Linked DNA regions of Homo sapiens: region 1 is linked to region 2. A link is an interaction called in ENCODE POLR2A ChIA-PET data of the cell type or tissue named here. Cell type or tissue: Panc1. All regions are shown on one strand.

The links. ChIA-PET counts read pairs that join two places held together with the same protein. Peaks named below come from ENCODE experiments on the same cell type or tissue, not always from the same donor. Only the 100,000 strongest peaks of a DNase experiment are listed, where the experiment ranks them.
Region 1: POLR2A ChIA-PET joins it to region 2 with 10 read pairs; 6 of 35 experiments call an interaction of 5 or more read pairs at or near these places.

What each region holds. Positions count from the first base shown.
Region 1 is chr2:29,097,060-29,105,059 of GRCh38, reverse strand. The region is part of intron 1 of LOC105374386 (a long non-coding RNA gene); the gene reads left to right. It also overlaps a transcript of CLIP4 not described here. Among named protein-coding and RNA genes, the nearest start is that of CLIP4, 14 kb to the left of the region's middle. In Panc1, no CTCF peak of the experiment used is centred here; no DNase peak of the experiment used is centred here.
Region 2 is chr2:29,032,183-29,040,182 of GRCh38, reverse strand. TOGARAM2 (TOG array regulator of axonemal microtubules 2) reads right to left here. Exons shown (of 20, transcript NM_199280.4): 15 at 7,132-7,249; 16 at 6,620-6,714; 17 at 4,527-4,719; 18 at 3,426-3,642. Among named protein-coding and RNA genes, the nearest start is that of PCARE, 38 kb to the left of the region's middle. In Panc1, no CTCF peak of the experiment used is centred here; no DNase peak of the experiment used is centred here; H3K27ac peaks cover 2,366 bases.

The sequences.
Region 1 (8,000 bases), 65 kb before region 2:
TATTATGTAATAATGTAATAATATATAATCTTTTGGATATGTGCCCATTGGACAAAAGCAGAGTCCCAGCAAAAAAACAACAGCCACACAGCTTCCTACGGTGCTGTCCCATCCAGCAAGGTGCTGACTGGCTTGCCGCCCACTTGCACCCCGCTCGTCCTAGCACCCTGACTTCTGTTTCTCCAGCCTCACCCATACCCTAACTCAGACTTCACAGCAGGATGCCTCTCAAGGCTCAGCTTGTCAAGTGACCTACCTACCAGGGAGCTGCATTTTCAGCAATTTAGAGGCATTGTTGCTGATAGCAATCGCCTGGCATCTTTGCAAGCAGAATCCAGTGGCATCATGAAAACATGTGTGCCTCTATTGCAAAGGCTTCGTCATACTCAGGTCTCAGCTGAATCTGAGACTGGCCACTCCCAAGCATGAGCTCCACACAGTCCTCAGCTCCTACAATCCAAAGAGACCCCAGAGGCTGGGCGTGGTGGCTCACGCCTGTAATCCCAGCACTTTGGGAGGCCGAGGCAGGTGGATCACTTAAGCACAGGAGTTCGAGACCAGCCTGGGCCACATAGCAAAACCCTGTCGCTATAGAAAATACAAAAAATAAAATAAAATTAGCTGGGCGTGGTGGCATGTGTCTGTAGTCCCAGCTACTCAGGAGGTTGAGGCTGGAGGATCACTTGAGCCCAGGAGGTGGAGGTTGCTGTAAGACAAGATCTCATCACTGCACTCCAGCCTGGGTGACAGAGACCCTGTCTCAAAACAAACAAACAAAAACAAAGAGACCCTAGAAAAGAGATTTGGTCTGTGAAGGATCTTCCTACTCCTGACTTGTCAAGCACTTACTAAGTAATTCTTAGTATGAGTAAATACCATAAGACGTGTCCCTTTCCTTAGGGAGTCCATAGTCTAGCTGAGAGAACACAATTAAAACCCATGAAAAATGAGAAGTAAGATAGAATCTCAATGTTGAAGTCAGATGTTTAGGGCTTGCCCAGGACTGAGGGAGTTCCTGGGATGCGGGCCTCAGTTTAAAAACAGAGCAGTGCTGGCGGGGTGTGGTGGCTCACACCTGTAATCCCAGCACTTTGGGAGGCCGAGGCAGGTGGATCAGGAGTTTGAGACCAGCCTGGCCAACATAGTGAAACCCTGTGTCTACTAAAAATAAAAAAAAAATTAACTGGGCATGGTGGCGGGCACCTGTAATCTCAGCTACTCTGGAGTCTGACGCAGGAGAATAGCTTGAACCCAGGAGGCGGAGGCTGCAATGAGCTGAGATCATGCCATTGCACTCCAGCCTGGGTGACAGGAGCAAAACTCCATCTCAAAAAATAAACAAAACCAGGAACAAAAACAAAAAAAAAACAGAGCAGTGCCACGAAAATTGAAACAAGTTGGTCACCCTACAGACAGATCAACATTCAAGTTCTTAATTAGCTTTGGAACCTTAAATAAATAAAATAACCTCTCAAAAACTCAGCTCCCTCATTTATGAAATGGGTATTGTAGCAGTACCTACTTTATCACGAATCTTATAAGAATGTAAGTTATGGTATGAAAAGAATTTAGCACACTCCCTGATGTTGAATAATTACTCAATAAGTGTTAAAATTATATATATAATTAATAAGTATAAAATAGCATAGAATGAAATACTGAATTAAAGACTAAATTGGGTGTTTTAGAAACTAAAAAAAGGAGATCAGAGAAAATTGGGTCATTAAGAACAGGCTTTGTAGACATAAGGTTGACAGGTAAAATATAGGTTGTCTAATTAAGTTTAAATTTTATATAAATAATAAGTAATTTTTAGTATATGTCCCATATTTTTAAACATTTTTTATCTATCTGAAATTAGAATTTAACCAACTATCTGATATTTTATATGCTCAAAGTGGCAACCCTGTATAGAGAAGGTAGAACTTAAATTGTTCTTTGGAGGGAGAAGGAGGAAAAAATGCCAGGCCCAGGGGTAAAATGAGCAGCAGTGGACTAAGGCACGGGACAGGCTGGTAGGTTTTGAGAGGGAACATCTTGAAATCCAGGCCCAAGAGTCCAGACTTGATGCAGAATATATGGGGGAGTTTTAGGGAGGGTGCTGAGGTCCTGGGGCAGGGTGGGAACCGAAAGGAAGTGGTGTACTGGGCGCAGTGGCTCACACCTGTAATCCCAGCACTTTGGGAGGCCGAGGTGGGCAGATCACTTGAGTTCGTGACCAGCCTGGCCAACATGGCGAAACCCTGTCTCTACTAAAAATATAAAAATTAGCTGGGCGTGGTGGTGGGCACCGGTAATCCCAGCTACTCAGGAGGCTAAGGCAGGAGAATCACTTGAACCTGGGAGGCGGAGATTGCAGTGAGCCGAGATGGCACCACTGCAGTCCAGCCTGGGTGACAGAGTGAGACTCTGTCTCAAAAAAAAAAAAGAAAAGAAAAGGAAGTGATGCGGTGCTTCAGAGAAGGGATGAGACACCTTGTATGGGAAAAGAATGGCTCTAAGCTGCCTCTGATGTTTTGAACGCAGTGACTGTGAGAGGGACGAGAGCCAGGGAGTTGGTGGCTGCCCTTGTGCTCTTGCAGTCAAGTGGGCAACCTGAACTCAGGTGGCAACAGTAGGAGTGGGGGCAAAGAAACAACAGAGAAGGGGCGGATACCTAGAGAGATTGTGAAGGCAGGTGATGTTCGTGGGGCAGGTGTGACCAAAGTTGTGTATATGTCCTTTCACTAACAAAACTTTCTCGTGTCCCTGCAGTCTCATTGATGACCTGAATAAGCAATTCCATGTAAATCTAGAGACGCCTGTTGAGATAAGTTAACTAAGACCAAGAAAGAAAAATAGGGTATTTTATGCCCTCCTTGCTCTTCCCCTAGTAGTGAGAAGAGATTAAAGCAATAGGGTTCATTCAGTTCCCTCATTGCTTTCCTCCCTTCTTAGAGACCCCACAGGGTTTTCCTGACCACCAGAAATGACAAAGGCCTTCAAGGAGAGTGAGTTCAACCCAGGAAAGGGGCCTGGAGAACTCAGGGCAATTTCCCTGTAGGGTCCATATTGCTATTTATGACCTCCTAAGCTGTTTGCTTTCCTCCTATGTGCACACACAAAATTCTACCCTTGTGGCAAATGAAAAAGCCGTGGTCCCATTTGGTAGCTCTCCCCCAGAAGCAGTGCTTCTCCTTGGCATGAGCCTTTAATTTTGATTCAAAGAAGCAAACGGTGCAGAGTATCTGGCTTGAGATATATGTGAAGCCAAAAACCAATGGTCCTGGGAAAACCAGATCCTAAAGATCTGCTCAGAAACTCAACTCTAAGCCCTTTATCAAGTTTTGATTCCTCACAGCAGCATGAAGGACTGTGATGGTTAATACTGAGTGTCAACTTGATTGGATTAAAGGATGCAAAGTATTGCTCCTGGGTGTGTCGGTGAGGGTGTTGTCAAAGGATTAACATTTGAGTCCGTGGGCTGGGAGAGGCAGACCCACCCTCAATCCAGGTGGGCACCATCTAATCACCTGCCAGCATGGCCAGGATAAAAGCAGGCAGAAGAACATTGAAAGGCTAGACTGGCTAAGTTTTCTGGGCTCCATCATTCCCCCTATGCTGGATGCTTCCTGCCCTTGAACATTAGACTCCATTTTCTTCAGCTTTTGGATTGTTGGACTTACAGCAGTGATTTGCCAGGGGCTATTGGGCCTTCAGCTACAGACTGAAGATTGTACTATCGGCTTCCCTACTTTTTTTTTTTTTCTTTTTTTTTTTGTTTTGGGGGGGGGAAAAAAAAAAAGCCTGTTGCCCAGGCTGGAGTGCAGTGGCACAATCTCGGCTCACTGCAACCTCTGCCTCCTGGTTTCAAGTGATTCTCTTGCCTCAGCCTCCCAGGTAGCTGGGATTACAGGCATGCACCACCACGCCTGGCTAATTTTTGTATTTTTAGTAGAGACAGGGTTTCACCATGTTGGCCATGCTGGTCTCAAACTCCTACTTCAGGTGATCCGCCTGCCTCTGCCTCCCGAAGTGCTGGAATTACAGGTGTGAACCACTGCACTTGGGCGGCTTCCCTACTTTTGAGGTTTTGGGACTTGGACTGGCTTCCTTGCTCCTTAGCTTACAGGCTGTCTATTGTGATCGTGTGAGTCAACTCTCCTAATAAACTCCCTCTTCATTTATACATCTATCCTATTAGTTCTGTCCCTCTAAAGCACCCTAATACAATGGACCCTGTCCTGTTTGCTCTTCAAAGTCACTTCCCACCTCTGCCCAATGTGATATGTGCTAAGCCCCTCCCTCTAACATTCCTGCCTCTGTAACCTTGCACAGGCCTTTCCTTCTGCTTGGACTTTGCCTGTAATCTACCTGCACTTATCCCATTCCTACCTCACTTCCAGAGCCTTCCTCTTTGCTCAGGAGGACACACCTTAAAACCAAATTGTGCATTATTTTGTATTAATGGCTCATATGACAGCATTTTTTTCCTGCCTTCTCAGTGGAATTGTGAACTTCATGGGGGTAGGGAACATTTCTTGTTCATGCCTAAAAGTACTCAATACCTACTTACTGCATTAAACTTAAATTTTAAATTTGCAACAAATGTATCACACTAATGGAAGATATTAACAGTAGAGGAAACTGTTGGGGGGCACATAGGGATTCTCCATACTGTCGGCTCGATTTTCTATAAACTTAAAAATAAAGTCTAATTTTTAAAATATTTAATTTCATATTTTTTTCCAAACCCTGAGTATTTTCTCTTTCAAGAGACAGAAGAAATCAATGAAAGAAAAAGGCAAAGAGGGGATTTAAAAGGTAGACTGATATACCAAAGTCAGTTGTGGCCAGGCATGGTGGCTCATGCCTGTAATCCCAGAATTTTGGGAGGCCACGGTGGGCGGATCACTTGAGCTCAGGAGTTTGAGACCAGCCTGGGCAACACGGCGAAAACCCTGTCTCTACAAAAAAATACAAAAATTAGCCAGTAACATAACTTGTCTCAAAATAAATAAACAGATTAAAATTTGAAATAAAATAAAATAAAATTTTAAGTCAATTGCTTTCGTATATACCAGCAGTTAACAATGGGAATTTGAAATTTAAAACACAATACCATTTACATTAGCATCAAAAAGAGAGAGAGAAAGAGTTATGTATAAATCTAACAAAATATGTACAAAATGTATATAAGGAAAATGATAAAATTCTGATAAAATAAATCTAAATAAATGGAGAGATATTTCATGTTTGTGGATCAGAAGACTCAATAATGTCAAAATGACAGTTCTTCCCAGCGTGATCTGTAGATTTAGCACAATCCCAATCAAAATTCCAGCAAATTATTTTGTACATGTTGACAAACTGATTCTGAAGTTTCTGTGGAAAGGCGAAAGACCCCAAATAGCTAACACAATCTTAAAGAACAAAGTCAGAGGATTGACACTACAGGCTTAAAGATATACTACAAAGCTACAGCCATCAAGACTGTGGAATTGGCAGAAGAATACACAAATAAATCAATGGAATCTAATAAAGGGCTCAGAAATATACTCACTCAAATATAGTCCACTGATAACACAGGAGCAAAGACAATTCAATGGAAAAAAAGGATAGTCTTTTAAATAAATGGCCCTAGAACAACTGGACAACCACATACGAATAAATGAATCCAGACACAGATCTTACACCTTTTACAAAAATTAACTCAAAATGGATCGTGGACATAAACGTAAAATTCAAAACTATAAAACATCTATCTAGAAGATAACATAGGAGAAAATCTAAGTGACCTTGGGTTTGCTGATGACTTTTTAGATACAACACCAAAGGCATAATTAATGAAAGAAAAAACTGACAAGTTGAACTTCATTATATTTTTTCAATTCTGTTCTGTGAAAAATCCTGTTAAGACAATGAAAAGACAAGCCACAGACTAGGAGAAAATCTTTGCAAAACACATGTCTGGTAAAGACTGTTATCCAAAATATACAAGGCTTAAAATTTAATAAAAAGAAAATTCAATTGTTTAAATGGGCAAAAGATCTGAACAGACACCTCACCAAAGAAGATATACAAATAGCAAATAAGCATGTGAAAAGATGCTAACATCATATGTCATTAGGGAGCTGCAGATTAAAACAACCATGAGATGCCACTACACGCCTATTAGAATGGCTAAAATCCTAAACAGCAACACCACCAAATGCTGGTGAGGATGTGGAACACAGGAACTTTCACTCATTGCTGGTGGGAATGCAAAATTATAAGTCCTCTGTGGAACATCACTTGGCAGTTCTTACAAAGCTAAGCATAGTCTTACCATATGATCTAACAATCATGCTCCTAGGCATTTACCCAAGTGATATGAAAACTTATGTCCACACGAGAACCGATACGTGAATGTTAGTAGGAGCTTTTTTCATAATTGACAAAACTGGAAACAACCAAGACATTCCTCAGTAAGTGAATGGATAAACAAACCGTAGTACCTCTATACAAGGGAATATTATTCAGTGATACAAAGTAATGAGCTATCAGGCCATGAACAAACGGAGAAAACTTAAGTGCATATTGTTAAGTGAAGAAGCTAGGCTGAAAAAGCTGTGTGAAACAATGGAGACCGTAAAATGATCAGTGGTTGTCAGGGCTGGGAAAGAGAGCGGGAAGGATGACCAGATGGAGCACAGGAGACTTTTAAAGGCAGTGAAACTATTCTGCATGATACCGTAAGGGTGGACATACGACATTATGCATTTGTCAAAACCCACCGAATGTAAAACACAAAAGTGAATCCTAATGTAAACCACAGGCTTTAGTTCATAATAATGTAGCATTATCTATTCATTGATCGTAAGAAGAAAAAAAGTCAATTGTGAAGCATTTTTAATACTCCTTTTAAGTTTGGAGTGCTGAACTGACTTTCTGATCATTCCATTACGTACAAAAGGTTGCATTCCTGTAAAATATGTCAAAGTTGCCTCATTATATATCCAGTTACTGAAACCCACACTCATCTGTCTAAAATAATGCTACGCTGTGTTCAGGATACTCACCTCTGCCTTAGCAGAAATGAGTTTCATCAGAGGGCTGTATGGACAGGAGATTGGTTTTCTAGTGAGACTTACCCAAACCATGTGACTGTCTTCTCAGTGTCACGTAGAAAAAGAATTTTCAGTCCCTCATGGGTCTTTCTCACCAAGAGTACAGATTGTTCAGCGTGTTGGTTGGGAGTGCATGGAAATGGGTGTTTTCATACTGCACTCCCTGAGGCCCCTGTGCAGATCCAATTACAGAAAACCTGGTGGTGGTGGCAGGCTTCAGCAGGCCTCCCTTAGAGTCCTCCTTTGAGAGCACCAGCCAGCGTCCCCACAGGCAGCACGAACACAATAATGGCATTGTGGAGGTGCTATGGAGACCAGATTTAAAAGGCCGAACACTATTAATTATGACCCTTCACCTACCTCATCGGCTGCCAGCAGCAATAGCAGAGGAAGAAGAAACATAAATGGGGCCTGGACTTTCACTTCACAGCAAAGTAGCCCAGGAAGTTTGAGGAGACTCAGAGTCACTGTCAAGTCGTCAAGGACCTGGGTCACCCTGCATCCCCATCTGGGGCTCCTTCTATATCAGTTTTCCTGAAGCTTAGTCCAACTTCTTGAAGTGGGCCAAGAAAAGGCTGTTTCCAGAATTGGATATTGCATCTCTAAAACACAAGCTTCACTGATGTCGTGGAGTCTATGAGACACAAACTTTATCTCATATGGTAGAATCCGGAATGGTAGGAACAGAGGGAGGGAGCAATCAGCCCATCGGAGGTCACAAAGTATCTTTGGGTGCCGGGAGTGGTCACTACCAGAGGCTCAGCTTAGGAGGGCAAAACACTTCCCATCTTTGCCCAAATTGCCACATCACCCAGGGCAAGGTTGCAGGGGTGTCTTTGACTAATGAGAGACCTGCGGTCCCAGTGTGTTTTGAAATCGTGCTCTCTGACACGCTCTAAAGAACAGAGGAGG
Region 2 (8,000 bases):
AGGGAAATTTGTATATAGACAAAAATAGAAGAGATATTTTTAAGCAGTTGGTATATTGGAGGAGCACCATGGATGCATTTTTAAATTCCATTAACATTATAATGTTGATATGATTTATATAAGGTAATAAATTTAAAGTCAGAGAGCAAAATAGCAAAAGTAGACCTGAAGCCACCCGCATTCCAAGCTTATCTGCCCTCTCCAGTACTGACCAGGGGCTGGAGTAAATTAAGAAAGTTCCTTTTGGCACAGAGAAGCTTGAATGCTGAGGTCTGATCGGGAGGGGATGAGCTGTCAGCAGCCTGATGTTTTCATTAGCGAAGTTTCTTCTGTAACTAACCCAATAAGAGCCCAAAGACAGAGCCAACCAGTTCTACTCAGGAACTTCCTTGATCCCAGAATAATTCCCCTGAAATCAGAAGGTCTTGGTGCTGAGTAGGAAGAATGCCACTTGAGCCCCAATCCCAGAGAGGCCTCAAGGCTGGCAGTGAGAGATGGCAGAGGTCAGGGAGCAAGCTGCAAACATGTCTCATTCCTTACTACCTCCCATGAAAAGGACATGGGCAGAAATCCCCACCTGCTCTGCCAACCAATACTCCATTCAACCCCACCCAGCCTGGGGAAACCAAGGGATTAGAAGCGATGATACTGGCTTCTTTATCACTGAATTCTAGAATTAGTGAGTTCTAGAAGGTCCCCCCAAGAAGGCCATCCTCCCGACTTGGCTGTGCCATCTGGACTTTATGCCAGAAGGCATCCTAGCTTGGCATTATTCTTGATCCCCTTGACCTCCAGTTTAGCAGGAAATAAACAGTAACCTGCTGAGCTGTTGCTTTGTGACTTTCCACATTTAAATATTTCACAGCATTCAACAGTCGTCTCCAGCCTGGAGCCCAGAATTTCTTATGGAGCATGAAGAAGGAGGTTTGGGGAAAAGCTCCTTCCCATCAAAGAAACTGGATCATGTCCGATCCAAGCCACTTCCAAGAGGGGCCTCAGGTGTTAAAGGTCCCCCAAGAAACCACTAGAACCACCAGGCTCAGCTTGGGTGATTTGGGAAGACTTCATACCCCTTCTCTTCCGTCCGATTTGATGCACTCTCTGCTGCTATCACCCAATCCCCTGGGACAGCGGGAAATTTAGTTACTTCCATCTGCAGGCCAGGCTCAGACCATGACAGGCAGATAAGAACCATTCCCAGAGGCAGATTCTACCCTAGGTACTCCCTGGCAATGAGTCCCCCTTGTTGGTAACCTACTCCCTCCAGTTCTGACCTACATGGATGTGGAAATCAGCTGGTCACTTCAAAGTTAGGAACACTTTCAAAACCTGTTTTGCTGGCTGGGCTAAGAGGGTATGGCTTGCAGCAAAGCCATCAGGCCCAGATAGCCCATGCTTCACCTGCTCAAAAATTACCTGGATCCAAAACAGCATATTTGGCCTGACACGGTGGCTCACACCTGTAATCCCAGCACTTTGGGAGGCCGAGGCAGATGGATCGCCTGAGGTCAGGAGTTCAAGACCAGCCTGGCCAACATACTGAAACCCCATCTCTACTAAAAATACAAAAAATTAGCCAGGCGTGGTGGCACACACCTGTAATCCCAGCTACTTAGGAGGCAGAGATTGCAATGAGCTGAGATCATGCCATTGCATTCCAGCCTGGGTAACAACAGCAAAAATTCCATCTCGAAAAAACAAAAACAAAAACAAAAACCAGTATATTTTACCCTTTGGGCTCCACCTGAGCCTTTTGCCAGGGATTTACTGGACTCCATTCATCCCTTTGAGGGCCACACCATTCCATTCCAGCCTAAGCCCTGACCTATGGATTAGAGAGGAAGAGAGCCAACCCTTCCCATTGCACCAAAGCCTCTGGATGATGAACCAGAGGGTACATTATCAGCCGTACCCAAGGAGGCCCTGTCCCAGAAGGGAGAACATAGGCATCTTCCTAGTAGCTACAATCCTGCTACCAGGTGAGTTCAGATCACAAAAGCAGGCCACCCCCAGGCTCTCCTTTCCAGGATGCCCAGTCTAGTAGGGGTACAACAGGGCCCCAAATAAGAGGGACCTGAATCTTGTGACAGTATGAGACACTAGATTTTTTGCCCAAAGCGCCACAATTCCAGAGCTCAAGGAGGCTGGCCTGATGGCAAAAAGTGGAAACTAAAACACCTGGAGGGGGAAGAGTTAAAAATTCCTCTCCCTAGACAAGGGTACTTATCCTCTTCAAATAGCTAAAGCCTATTTTGCTTGGTACAGGTTTTCCCAATAAATCCAAGGCCCATGGTGATTTACCAAGAGCCTTGGTTATTGGCAAGAGCAATCTCACTTACCCAGAGCAATGCTGAGAACAAGCCGTAATTTAGAGCTGGATTTATATTGTTTGTTCTACAGCAACAAACTCAGCAAATCATAAATTCCCTCTGAGATGAAGAGTGGAAATTGACAATATTTATGAACTCAAGAGGCAGAGAGGGACCTGACCAGGCCTTTGATTTGTAACTGAAACTTTTCCTGGAGCCTCCAGCCAAGGACACGGTGCCTGTCCCAGCCCCAGGGAGCTGGGCTCAGGCCAGGAAGTGGGGTGGGGTCGGGGGGAGGGGGACAGCAAGTGTATCAGGAGGGGTGTCCAGCCTCTCTAAAGGATGGTCTTTGGATGCTAAAGGCAAGACGTTGCTCTATGCTCATGAGGACACACAGCAACAAGGCAAACACAGGTGGTTTTCAGACCATGGCTTCCTCGTACTGAAGCAAGGCTTGTTTGGGAAAGCTCGTCCTTGTACTGGGCTGGCCATAAGTCTACTCATGTGCTACTTTCTCCACACACCTAAAGTTTGGAATTTGCACTTTGGTCCACGTACTGGGTACACCAAACATCACCTTTTAGCATCCATGAGAGGAATAAGAAAACACAAGCAGATGCACCAACATTTCCCTTAACGTTCCAGAAGCAAGATGTCATACCTAGAAGCTCTCACCTTTCCTGATGGCTCTTCCATAGCTCCCACCGTTTTTTCTTCTATCCTTTTTCCCCTCCCTCCACTTTCCCTCCCTGCCCATCACCACAAACCCCACGCCAAGCCCCAGCCCAGCTTAAGCCTTCCCAGCACTCCTGACTCACCCACTGGGGTGCTTTGTGACCCTGGGGGGTCATTTCCCTCATGTGTCTATGAGGAGGCTGGACTGGATCATCTCCACATCACCTCCACTTCCAGCCGTCCAGAGGTGTGGGTGGCTGTGACATAGAAAAGCCCACTGGCCAAGAGCCTTGGAGGCCCTGGGCTCCACCTCTGCCCTACACAGCCTCTGGTGAAACATCTGGCCTGGGAACCAACCAAGGCCTTATCCACCTTGCAGATTTCCAAGCAGGAGGGTGGACATGGTGACCAGAGCCACACAGGCCCACGTGGGACACTCACCCAGGCTCTCAACCATCGCATCCAGCACAGCCACGGCAGCAGCGTAAATCCCTGAGTTCTTGGAGTTGAGGTTGTCTGCAACAGTGATGATGATGGAGAGCAGCATGGGGTGTAAGCTCTCTCTGAGGAGGGGGATCATCTTGGCGAAGGACTCCAGCGCCCACTGGTTCACTTTCTTGTTGGAATCCTGAAGCCTTGGGGTGAAAGCATCAAAGACCTATTGAAGAAACAGAAACCAAGAGCCCATGGGAACCCAGGCTGGGCAGGACTCCCACAGTGCAGGCAGCTTGGAGCTCACCTGGCCCAACTGAGCGACCTCAGCAGAGACTCCTCCTGCGTCCCTGACCTATGCCACAGCACTCTCAAAAATGAAGAGCTCACCTCAAAAGGGTGGGAAGAGGGGAGGAACCAACAGGTATTGAGCACTCATTGCATGCCAAGTGTCCAGGGCGTCTTGTTAGTTGCTGTGCAATCATTTTTACTGAATGATCTTAACAACCCATGGAGCACATTTTCACCCCCACTTTCCCATAAACAACAACAACTGGGGCTCCAAGAGGTTCAATGATTTGCCTGAGATCACACAGCTAGTAAGAAGCTTGGATGGAAACCCAGGTCTGCTGACTCTGAGCTGTGTCTTTGCTCAGCTGTGTAACTGACTGTCAGCAGCCTCAGTCCACCAAGAAGCAGGCACCCACCTGAGTGTTCAGCCTATGAAGGGCTTGTACCTACTCCTAACACACCTGTCCAGCCATCACAGCCAAGTCACCTGTCCAGCCACATGCTCTGCCCCCAAACATGATGCACCTAGCTCCCCAGAAGCAACCCAAGGCCTCACCACAGTATCCTCCACCTCTACCTCCTACCCTCCTCACTGTAAATCTGCTAGAAGGACAAGAGACATCTCTGAGCATTTCCAAGCTGCCGGCAGGAGGCGGTGCCCTTGCCCACTCAGCCACTTCCAGGTAGTCTCCATGTTACAAAGGCCAACTGCATAGCAAGGGGTCTGACACATGTCCAACGCCATTCAGAGTTTTCAAACTTCAAGTTGCACCCCCCAGAGGAGAGACAGGTGGGAGAGTAAAAGCAAGCGGTGCTCACCTGGACCAGGTGGGCAGTGACAAGCTCCGTCTTGGCCTTGCAGAGCTCCAGGAGCTGCCCCACGCCTTCCATCCGGGACCGGAAGTCCTTGGCCTCCAGCAGCCGTGTCAGCTCCCGTAGCTGCTCCACCATCTCCCCGCGGCCCTGCAGTGTGGAGCGCAGCCCCACCAGCCTTGGGCCATTGCAGCTGAGCCTAGGTAAGGAGCGTGGCGTCTGAACCCCCCAGGGAAGAGCCCGGGGGAATGAACCCACTTCTGGTCCCATGCCACCTCCTACAGGCAGGTGGGGCAGAGACAAGAGTGTCACCTGCAGGTTAGTCCACCCCCAGCTTCCCCTCCACCTACAGCTTGTTGCCCAGGGCTCCATCCCCTTGTCAGGGGCCAGGGCTCTCTCTTCCTACCTTTTTCTCTTTTCAGAAGATATGTAAGCAATGGGGGAAGTCAGAGTGAGGAAGTGGCTATCCACAAAAGAATGACTGGTACACATTTTTTTTTTTTTTTTTTTTTGAGGCAGAGTCTCGCTCTTGCTGCCCAGGCTAGAGTTTAATGGCCCAATCTCAGCTCACTGCAACCTCCACCTCCTGGGTTCAAACGATTCTCCTGCCTCGGCCTCCCAAGTAGCTTGTATTACAGGCATGTGTCACCATGCCCGGCTAATTTTTGTATGTTTAGTAGAGACAGGGTTTCAGTATGTTGGCCAGGCCGGTCTCAAACTCCTGACCTCATGATCCACCCACCTTGGCCTCCCAAAGTGCTGGAATTATAAGTGTGAGCCACTGCACCTGGCCAACTGGTGCACATTTAATGTAAGAGTGGGGAAAGACCTTGGAGGTCATCACAGCCAACCTTCTGCCCAGCTCCTATATCCTGATCCCTGGCTGGCTAGGCTCTGCTCACACTCCCCCAGCAACTGGGGACATTGTAAAAAGCCCCATTTTCTTACACTGGGATCACATGCCCATCACAGCCCCCTAGCCCCTTCCAGCCAGCATAAGAACAGCTCTGTGCAGAACTACTGTCTCCCACCTTCAGCTCCAAGCCTGGGTCACTGGCTCATGCCCTACACCCAGGTCCCATCCAGCAGAGCCCACTGTCCCTCATTCTGTGATTCACTCCTGCATTCCACACTCATTGTCTACTGAGAGCCAAGAGCTGTGCTGGGCACTGAGAACCGTGAGATGAGAGCACAGCCTTTGCCGTTAGGAGCTCACAGACCAAGGGAAGATAGATACATCAACGGGGCTGACAGAGGTATGAAGAACAGGCCAGCCTGTCACCCTGAGGACATGAGGACACAGAGTGGTAGAGCTTCCTGGAGAAAGTGACAGGTGAGCTGAATCTTGCAGAACCAATAGACATGTTCTAGGTGCAGATGGTGTCTAGGATAAGCAAAGGCACAGCAGGGAGAGAGGATGTGGAGGGGCATGAATACCAGCTGCTCTCATGTTTTGCTTATCCCAGGTGCTGCTCTGGTCAGGCCGAGACAGGAAGAGTGGGAGAGTAGGCAGGAAGTTACCTTTGAAGAAGTGGGCATGGGGCTTCCCTAGTGCCCTGCTAAGGAGTTCAGATGGGATCAGCCCAGGACATTACAGAAGGGCTTCAGTTTTAAGCACAGGCGTGACCATCAGACTCCTGCTTGGTTTCTAACTGCTCCCAGCAACCCCACACCCCCTCCTCCCAGCCCCTCAGTCCATGTCTTCTCATCTGCCTTAGTTCAGGCTGGGCCTCTGAACTAGTCCCAGGCTGGCCACTCTGGTGGTTAAAGGATCTGCTGGTCTAAGCGAACGAGGAAACACTGAGCTCACACAGAGAGTCCAACCACCGATGCTAGTGGAACCCCGCCCACTCAGCTGGGACTGCAGGAACCAACTTCTACTGGCAGATGCTCCCAAGCCCAGGATTTGGTCTCCCTGGGATTTGGGTTGGGGGGAACACATCCTGCAAATTCATCTATTAGTATTGCAGCCCCAACTAGGTCTCAGCGATACCCCAGATCCATATGTCCACCCCAGAGCCACCCCTGGCCATGGACAAGCAGGATGCCTCTGTCAGAAGTCTTAGATGTGAAGCCCAGAGATACAGGAGCAGCCATACCCCTCCTTGATGGGCAGCCCGTTCTCACACACCACCAGACTCCTCAACACCTTGCGGCCTTTGGCAGAGGGAAGTTCATCATTATCTTCTATTCCCTTGAAAAAATACACACAGAGCATGAGCCAAAAGGAGTGGCCCTCCAGGGAAATGCCAGACATTCCAGTGGAGACATAACAATGGCAATAATCCCTTCCACCTAGGAGAGCTTCAGATGTCACAGTTGAGCCTTCCAGAGCCCTGAAAGCAGCTGGGGCAGAGATCAAGATCCCTGGTTAACAGATGAAGGCATGGAGGCCCAGGGAGGCTCAAGGAACATGGGTAGTGTGAGGTTAGAACCAGGTGTGAGCACAGAGGACAGAAATCACATCTATCTCACCTATCAGGAGTAGTGGATGAAATCAACATCTCTGGAATCCACTCCCCACTCCCCTGACCCACATGAAGGCTACCAGGCTCAGCACTGTCACCCCCACCCCCAAAAGGCCATGACCCACTTATGCCCCACAGCTCACCTGCTGTTTAATGGCCGCCATGACCTTCTGCAAGTCGTAAGATGGGAGAGATTGCTTCAGAAATGCATCAAACTTAGTGTTCGCCATCAAGATATTCACCATCTTCCGGCCATAAAATCTGCCACAGGAGAGAGAGCAAGATAAAGAAACAGCCTCTGAAATGCAAAATAAATTTGCTTTACAGCTTTACATAATCTTCCTAATTAAAGAGAGTTTTTAATACTTTTTCTAATTACAAAAGCAATCCCTACCCAGTTAAAAAATAGATTAATAAAATAAACATCATCTATAATCCCATTACCAAGAGAAAATCCCTATTAAATTTTTACATATTTTCCTATAGTCTTTTTTCTGTGGCATTTACTTTCTAGTTGATATCAGAATGTATATACAAGTTGTATTCAGCTTTTTCACTTTATCATTCATTAATCATCTTCCCAAGTCCCTTAAAACTCTCCATAAACATCCTTTTTAATGGCTACAAAATATTCCGTTGAATGGCTATACCAAAGTGTACTCAATTTTGTTCTAATATGGAACATTTAGAAGTCCCAGAAAGGGTAAAGCGGGACAATATAGGAGGGTGTAGTCAATCTACCTGATGAACAGTGGTGGCAGGTGAGGGAATCAAGGAGGGCTTCATAGAAGAGGTGACCCTTGCGTTGGGGCTCAACAGATAAGTAGGAGTTCACAAGTTGGGTGGGATTTGGGATACGTCGGAGGAACAGGGTTATTTAGGTCTATAACACAGTGTGACATGTCAGCAGGGGGATATATTGGAGAATAGTGAGCAGAGGTTGGACACAGGAAGCAGACAGGCCAGAGGAGAACACAGGACCCTGTTTAGGGAGACATGAAGGAGTTAGGCT